Linked DNA regions of Homo sapiens: region 2 is linked to region 1. Evidence: read pairs that join two places in POLR2A ChIA-PET (ENCODE). Cell type or tissue: K562. All regions are shown on one strand. Each heading gives the region's core, and the rest is flanking DNA. Links, peaks and the distances in the headings are about the cores only. Region 1 overlaps CAMSAP1 (calmodulin regulated spectrin associated protein 1). Region 2 overlaps UBAC1 (UBA domain containing 1).

Region 1 (4,265 bases), core at 1-4,000:
GGAGAACAGAGGAATCTGACATGCTGGTGAGAGCCCCTCTCTGCAGCCCTCCAGCCCTAGTCCACCAGGTGCATCACCCGCATACCTGGACCACCCAGCTGATGGCTCCTAACAGATGTCACATTACATACCACAGTCAGGCAAGGTAACATCAGAAAGAACAAAATATACAGAGTAACTTGGGCAACTAGACCACTTCTCATTCCCTCTGTATCTATCACAAAAATGCCCTCTCATTACGTGCACGTTGATCACTTAAAGAAGTAACTAGGAAACTGGGCGAAATGTAACTTAAGAGTTCCAAAGTGCCATATTACAAGGCCTATTCGGCTCAGAATCAGGCCAATTCTTGTACTATATAAATAACTCCAAGGTGGGACATTTAAACAACAACAACAAAAAAACAGTTTTGGGTGCGAGCAGTTTTTAATGGAAGCAAGTGATCGCGACAGGATGGCTCTGTAGATGGCAGCTGGCGGCTTGGGGTTCACTTACAGGCACTAACTTCCAATACCACTTGGAGGGAGACTGCTCAGGAAGCGAGAGAAGGAAGGCAGGAGAGGAGCATCAGCAGAGCAGGTCCACGTGTGGACGAGGTAACACACACTTCCCCACGGCGTTTACACGGCAGAGGCGGGAGAGCCTCTGGTAAGCAAAGTCTTCTAAGTGTACGTGGCCATAGTCATGTTGTATTAGCAGATGATTAAAGTGGAAGATCACGAGTCACCTCCACAACACTATTCTTTGCAGTAGCAAAGAAAACTTCGGAAACTTGGTATGGGCTGGGTACCAAAAGGCAAGAAGTCAGCTCTGACGCGGGAAGGGTCTAGTGCTTAGTCTGTACCCATGTGTTAAACATGACCATCTGAGGAACAGGGAGGAAGCTCAATGCTTAAGATCCAGATGAGGGAGGCATACCAGGCGGCCTGACTCACCCACCCACCCAGCTAACAAATGCATGGCCAGGGGCTGGTGCCACTGGAGGGGGAAGAAGGAACAGGGGAAGGCAGCACACTGCCCTTCAAAGGCGAGACCTTATAGATGGTCGGGCTGCATCTTGTGTGCACTGAACTGAGTGAATTCAGTCACACATGTGCTTGCAAAAGAGAAAATAACGTCAGAGGAAGAAAAAGGCTAATGGCTGGAAGGTGCAGCCCAGCCATCGTGCTACTTCAGTAGGCACGTAGGGTTCATCCAGCAGAATCATGGCACAGGCACACAGGTACACCACCAGCTACGCTGTACCTCATGAGCCACTTAAGGACTTTTCGAGGGCATCTTTAGCAACAGGCAATTTCCCCCTTGTTTGTTGACTTGTGGAAGCTAGCACCCAGGTGGGCCCTACGTCCCTCACTCAAGCTTCCCAATTCCCCCAAATACCCTCACGCACCATAAAGTGCAATACAAAACACCCCTTCCCAGGAGAGGCGGGGCAGGCTGCCGTGGTCACATCTCACTGAGGTGTGGAGAATCAGCCCACCAGGTGAATCCAAGAGACTAGCTGCTTCTTTGGTGAGTAAAAATAGAGAATAAGCAAATAGTGGGAACTAACAGAATTCTTTAAAATTGGGACCAACATTAACTTAGTGCATTCCAGAAAAATTAAATTTACCCTTTACCTTTTGATGAGCTGGACTTTCCAATAACTGTTGTTTTAATTTAACTTCTTTCTCTGTTATCTCTCTCATTTTAAGATTTACCTAAAGTAGAAGAGAAATGCATTAAAGAGGTAATTGCTGTCCCGCACAATTGTATCTCCACAATTATCCCCCAGAGACCCCCACTTCACCTGATTCACCTCTGACTCCTAGACATAGGTATTGTTTAGGCCAATTACACAGATACAGAAGTACACGGATTCCACATGATCCACAACAAGGTCCGCCTGCTACCACCAGGAAACCACCTGCCCCCGACCCCCACCCCAATGCCAGCGCAGTGCTCCCCCGTCACTGCGGGGCAGAGTCACTACATCTTGGCAGTGGTCACTCACCACACAAGTACTGTCAAACAGCTAAGCTTCTCCAACACCAACAGCAAATGCCACTTACAAAACAATCTGGTGGAGACACCTCACTAAAGAGCCTAACTTGTGACAGGATGGGTCACACATCCCAGACCATGCAAAAATCATACCAAACCAAATCTAATTATAAAAGTTTAACTATACACCCCTTAAAAATTAATTCAACTTCTTAGAAATTTAAGTATTCTCTCCTGTAATTACTAACTCAATATCAAAATTGCAATCATAAAGTATGGAGAAAAACACTCAGCAGTGCTTAAAGGGGCTAGGTAAAAGCCATGATCAGACAAAAAGACACAGAGCTGAATGCTTCGTCATCAAACAACACAGACAAAGGAGTCCACCATGCACATCAAATCAGGAGTACGAAAAACTGTTTTTAAAAATAAAGACAAAAAAAATATAGATAATGTAAAATTCAATCAATGAGAAAGTAGAAGAAAGGATATTTAAATCCACAACCAAGTTTTGTATGCATGATTAAAAGAGTCCTTTGCAAAGGACGAGTGTGGCAGCTCACACGTATCATCCCAGCCACTTGGAAGGCTGAGGCACGAAGATCACTTGAGTCCAAAAACCGCACGCCAGCCTAGGCAACACAGCAAGACCCCCCTCTTTTTTTTTTTTAAAAAAAAAGTCTGTAAAGCTAATCAAGAAAATGAATGAAAATACCAATACATAACATGAAACAGTCATATTTTTGGAGGAAAGTCGAAGCCACTAAAAAAGCACCACGTAAAAACACATCCTTCTTAAAATGTAAATTAATTTGAAATTTTTAATGAAACTAACATTTTAAAGGAAAATATAAATTACCAAAAAATCAAGAAGACTAAACAGAGTAAATCAAACATTTGCTTGTAACTCTGATCCCTGTGAAAATAATACAGAAAAGATAATTTAAAAGCTGAAAATCCACAGGACAAACAAGGCAAGAGGGGAACCCTGTAAGCAAGGGAAACCTACACAGAGCAGAGCCAGTGCAGCCCCAGTGCTGGAGAAGAGATGCCAGGCAGGGGCCCTGCAAACAACCCCAAGACGCCTCCCATCCTCAGACCAGAGACAAGGCTGCAGACAAGACAACGGTTGAAAGTCAGTGTCTTAAAAAGTTGGAGCAAGAACCCAGTCCCACCTCATCCCACAAAGTAACCCCAGCAGCATAACAGAATGGAGCCATATTTTCACCTGAAAGAAAATTCAGTCAACCTAAAATTTTATATCCAGCCGTATATTTGGAAAATGAAAGCAAAATGTCTTTTTCAGAAAAAAAAACAAAAAAGCTGAGAGAATTCAGTAGAACTGCTTGTAAAAAAAAAAAATGCTAAAAGAAGTTTTTTAGGCTGAAGGAAACGATACAGATGGAAAATATTTTATTAAATCTCTACCTTATAGTACAACTTCTTTTGTATTCCATGACCACATGGTCAGCAGGCACAAAGCACCTCTCCTGTGGTCCAAATGACATCAGTGACCTCGGGACATGCACCTGTGCACCTGACTGAGTTACAAGCTGAGCCATTAACAAACCAGTTATTCACATTTGCAAACATGTTAAGACATCATCTCAAAACCAAAGAAGTGTTTTTTGTTTTTTTTTAAATGAATGTCTGTCACTAAAAGAAAACTACTTTTTTCCAGTAATAAAATTTGAATTTCAGAAAAAATTTAAATTTTGGAAAACTTGTTTCTGCCACCAAAAGCTAGATAACTTCCTAACATGTAAAGGCTTTTCTGATGAGATTGGCAATTTTTTTTTTTTTTTTTTTTTTTTTTGAGATGGTGTCTTGCTCTGTCGCCCAGGCTGAAGTGCGGTGGCATGATCTCGGCTCACTGCAAGCTCCGCCTCCCATGTCTCGCCATTCTCCTGCGTCAGCCTCCTGAATAGTTGGGACTACAGGCGCCCACCACCACGCCTGGCTAATTTTTTGTGTTTTTAGCAGAGACAGGATTTCACCGTGTTAGCCAGGATGATCTCGATATCCTGACCTCGTGATCCACCTGCCTCAGCCTCCCAAAGTGCTGGGATTACAGGTGTGAGCCACCACGCCCAGCCAAGATTGGCAATATCAATGAATGTAAGTTTTGATACTGTGTCATGAAATGTGACAACATTTGGAAGATCTACATAACTCAGTGAAACAATTTTCCGAATGACCAAAGCATGAAGCTGCAAAACCCTGGGTGGGTAAAAGGTCCAGGAAGAATGCAAGAACTAGAAATGGTTACTATATAGTAATAA
Region 2 (4,526 bases), core at 527-4,526, 86 kb after region 1:
CCTCAGAAAGGAAGGCAGCCCTTCAGCACCCTGAACACAGCCCTCCGGCACCCTGATTTCAGCTCGAGACCCTGAGCACAGAAACCAGCTGAGCTCACCCAGCCAGACTTCTGCCCTACAGAACTGCGAGCTACAAGCGGAGTGCTGTTTTAAGCAGCTACATGTGTGGCGATTTGTTAGGTGGCAACGGAAAACTTGCATAGACTTAGCAAACTCTAACACGGGAAAGAGGCAGGAAAGCCAGGCTGTGCAGCAGGCCTGGAAGGCAGCGACTCAGACAGATGCGCAGGCCAGAGGGATCTGGAGGGAGGGAACACCCCAGTGACCTAACATCTGTGACCACGTTTCCAGAAGCTTTATCGGCTCTGTGGAAGAGCATGAAAAAATCAGCGATAAGCCTATAAGAAACTCAACAAGCAAACAAAAGGAAGAGGCAAATATTAATTCCAGGAAAAATACAGCTGTGTAAGAAGGATAGATAATCTTAATCTATTTTGCTCACAGCTGAAAACCACACTTCAATTATACTAGTAATGAAAACCCTGAGATCTTCAACATTATGATCTAACCCTCAAGGGAGGAGAGAGGGAGGTACTATAGCCTCTTCATTAAGAAGTCAATAGAGACTAAAGTTGGTCATTCAAGGAATAATAATATACACATATTATTTATAAATCAGGAAGAGAATTGTTAAAAATAACAAGAGTTATGAGTGGTTGGGCCGGGCATGGTGGTTCACGCCTGTAATCCCAACACTTGGGAGACCAAGGTGAACAGACCACCTGAGCCCAGGAGTTCAAGACCAGCCTGGGCAACACGGTGAGACCCCATGTCTACAAAAAATACAAAAATTAGTCAGGTGTGGTGGCACACACCTATAGTCCCAGCTGCTTTACTCCTGGGGCTAAGGGAGAAGGATCACTTAAGCCCAGGAGGCAGAGGCTGCAGTGAGGTGAGATCGTACCACACACTCCAGCCTGGTGTGCACTGCCTGGCTTGTGCCAACAAGCCTAACTAACTTTTTATATTTTTTGTAGAGACAGGGTTTCATCATGCTGCCCAGGCTGGTCTCAAATTCCTGGACTCAAGTGATCCTCCCACCTCAGCCTCCCAAAGTGCTGGGACTACAGGCGTGGGCCACCGCACCCAGCCAAGACTGCTAATTTTTATTAAAAGATTTGTAGTATTATTCGACCTTTTAAAAACATACGTCACTTTGACTTAAAAATTAATTCATAAATACAAAAATTATCTGGGTGTGGTGGCACACACCTGTGGTCCCAGCTACTCGGGAGGCTGAGGCAGGAGGACTGCTTGAGCCCAGGAGGTCAAGGTTGCAGTGAGTTATAATTGTACCACTGCACTGCAGCCTGGGCAACAGAGTGAGATCCTGTCTCTAAAACAAAAACAAAAACTAAATTAAAAATTAATGTAGGCCAGGCGCAATGGCTCATGCCTGTAATCCTAGCACTTTGGGAGGCCGAGGCAGGTGGATCACCCGAGGTCAGGAGATCGAGACCAGCCTGGCCAACATGGTGAAACCCCATCTCTACTAAAAATACAAAAGATTAGCCGGGCGTGGTGGCACGCACTTGTAACCCCAGCTACTTGGGAGGCTGAGGCAGGAGAATCGTTTGAACCTGGAAGGCGGAGGTTGCAGTGAGCTGAGATCACGCCACTGCACTCTAGCTTGGGTAACAAAAGCGAAACTCTGTCTCAAAAATAATAAAATAATAATAAAAATAATAATAATTAATTCATAAAAATATGAACTGACATCTTACAATGTTTCAGTTTGCAAATATTTGAAGAGAAAAGGTAAGCTCCTCAGGTTAGCTCCAAGCTACCCATCCAAGAGGCTGTGGGGCAACGGGTGTATGGTCAGACCCCGCTGTTTATATTAGTTACGGGCCTGTAAGTCTGAACACCAACGGTCAAACTGTAATCTGAGAACTGTGAATGCTGCCTGCAGCAGTTCCCAGAAACAGGCCTGACTCAGGGACAGGCGGAGGCAGGCCCAGATCTGTCCGCTGCAGATGGGTGGGGCGGCAGCCTGTGTGTCACTCATGCGTGGCCAGGTGTGGCTGAAGATAAGGAGGGGACCCAAGCCCAGGGTGCTCTTCCTGGGTACCCATGGTCCCAGATGAAACCCAAAAATAGCTTATGCACTACCAGGCATGGGCCTAGCCCAAAAGAGTTTGACCTGCTCTTTCTCTGGGGTGAACACTCTCCTTAGCCTTTCAAAGCACGAGTAAGAAATTCTACCCTTGAGATGAGTAATGCAAAGACAGCAGAGGAAAGTGGCTGCCCTTCTAGCTGGCAGGCTCCATGCTCGGCACGGGCTCAGGCCCTGCTGTGGGGTAGGACACGCCACTTGCAGAACGCATCTTCCTCTGCTCAGTGAGCTTTCCAAAACATGAGCTTCTAGGGCAGCCAGTAAACAACACACTGCACGGTGTTCCTAAGGTACACGTGCAAGTGGACGGTGCAGACCATGAATCAATAACGTGTGAGTGAATGTAAACACCAACGACATCCAGTTCTGTTTTGCAAGAAATAGACAAGACAGGCAGAACTCAGCCTCTCTCAGCATTAACAGTGCAGCTGAGTATCCCTCATCTGAAATGCCCGGGACCAGAACTGTTTCGGATTTCGGGTTTTTTCAGATTTGGGAATATTTGCATTCCAAATAATCAACTCAAAAAGCACCAACGAGCACTTCCATTAAGTGTCATTTTGGCACTCAAAAAGTTTCAGACTGCGCTGCATTTCTGCGTTTGGATTTTCCGATGGGGATGCTGAGGCTGTGCGGTGTGAGGTGGGGCTTGTCGCGAGTGCTCCCTCACCGGCCACTCTCTGCATGCGCAGCCCTTATTCTGTGTGGTGGTTGGTTACCCACTTTCCTCCGTTTTTCTGTCAGGACTGACTTGGCTGCTTGAAAAGAGGAGGGAACAGGAGCACACGCAGGTGAAGGCGGACAGCAGCGCGGGAGTGAACCGTCACGCAGGATGTGTCCCTACCCTCCTCTCTGTCTCAGAAAACTCAGAGGCAGGTTTTCCGTGCTGGTCCCGTGAGCAGGGAGGGACCAGGACTGACACGGATTAAACAGGCTCTGCCGGGAGAGAGAACCCCTTATAACCACATCTACTGTAAATGGCGAATGCGTGGGTTGGTGAACAACTAGTATAGAGAACTTCTTTATAATTCTTTTTTTTTTAAGTTTGTATTTATTTATTTAATTTTGAGATGGAGTCTTACTCTGTCGCCAGGCTGGAGTGCAGTGGCACGATCTCGGCTCACTGCAACCTCTGCCTCCCGGGTTCAAGAGATTCTCCTGCCTCAGCCTCCTGAGCTGCTGGGACTACAGGCATGAGCCACCATGCCCAGCTAATTTTTTTTGTATTTTTAGTAGAGCCGGGGTTTCACCATATTTGCCAGGATGGTCTTGATCTCTTGACCTCGTGATCCACCCGCCTCGGCCTCCCAAAGTGCTGGGATTACAGGCGCGAGCCACTGTACCCAGCCTGTAATTCTTAAATGTAGACTTCTACCAACCAAGGTCCCCAATTGCAAACTTTGAAATTTACCTTTTCTTCTGCTGAGACATCAGCCATCTTGGGAAGTGGTGATGGAGCACGCTTTTTTATCAATAATAGGACATCTAGAAAAAACAACACGTATATCCAACACACTGGTTATCACTTCATATCCACAAAATGGCATAAAGGGTGCTGGATGCCCTGAGAACAGAACAGCAGGGATTCGGCCGGGCGCAGTGGCTCCCATCTGTAATCCCAGCACTTTGGGAGGCTGAGGCGGGCAAATTACCTGAGGTCAGGTGTTCAAGACAAGCCTGGCCAACACGGTGAAACCCCATCTCTACTAAAAATACAAAAATTAGCCAGGCGTGGTGGCGCATGCCTGTAATCCCAGCTACTGGGGAGGCTGAGGCAGGAGAATCACTTGAACCTGGGAGGCGGAGGTTGCACTGAGCCAAGATTGCACCACTGCACTCCAGCCTGGGCAACAGAGCAAGACTTCATCTTAAAAAAAAAAAAAAAAAAGAAGAAGAGCAGGGCTTCAGCTGGGTGCAGTGGCTCACTCCTGTAATCCCAGCACGAGGCAGGCGGATCACTTGAGCCCAGGAGTTCAAGACCAGCCTGGACAACATGGCGAGACCCCATCTCTACGAAAATATAAAAAATAGTTGCGCATGGTGGCACATGCCCGTAGTCCCAGCTACTTGGGAGACTGAGGTGGGAGGACTGCTTGAGCCCAGGAGGTCAAGGCAACAGTGAGCCTGACTGTGCCTCTGCACTCCAGCCTGGGTGACTGAGCGACACCCTGTCTCAAAAGAGCATGGGTTCCTTTGGTCCCCCCAAACCAAGCATCTACACCAGCCTTCCCTCACTTTTGCATGATATCTGCATGGCCCTAGCTGAGGTACAAGCTCCCAGGCCTGGCACGAACCCCCAGGTGACCCATGGCCCAGGAGGCAGGCACAGCACGGCCCCAATAATTGTGCA

The links. Peaks named below come from ENCODE experiments on the same cell type or tissue, not always from the same donor. Only the 100,000 strongest peaks of a DNase experiment are listed, where the experiment ranks them.
Region 2: POLR2A ChIA-PET joins it to region 1 with 7 read pairs; 6 of 35 experiments call an interaction of 5 or more read pairs at or near these places.

What each region holds. Positions count from the first base shown.
Region 1 is chr9:135,864,837-135,869,101 of GRCh38, forward strand. CAMSAP1 (calmodulin regulated spectrin associated protein 1) reads right to left here. Exons shown (of 17, transcript NM_015447.4): 4 at 1,620-1,700. Among named protein-coding and RNA genes, the nearest start is that of CAMSAP1, 41 kb to the right of the region's middle. In K562, for the core only: no CTCF peak of the experiment used is centred there; no DNase peak of the experiment used is centred there.
Region 2 is chr9:135,950,093-135,954,618 of GRCh38, forward strand. It overlaps UBAC1 (UBA domain containing 1), which reads right to left. Exons shown (of 10, transcript NM_016172.3): 3 at 3,588-3,661. Among named protein-coding and RNA genes, the nearest start is that of UBAC1, 9.0 kb to the right of the region's middle. RefSeq lists a silencer at 242-525. In K562, for the core only: a CTCF peak has its summit at 2,848; DNase peaks (open chromatin) are centred at 2,069 and 2,849.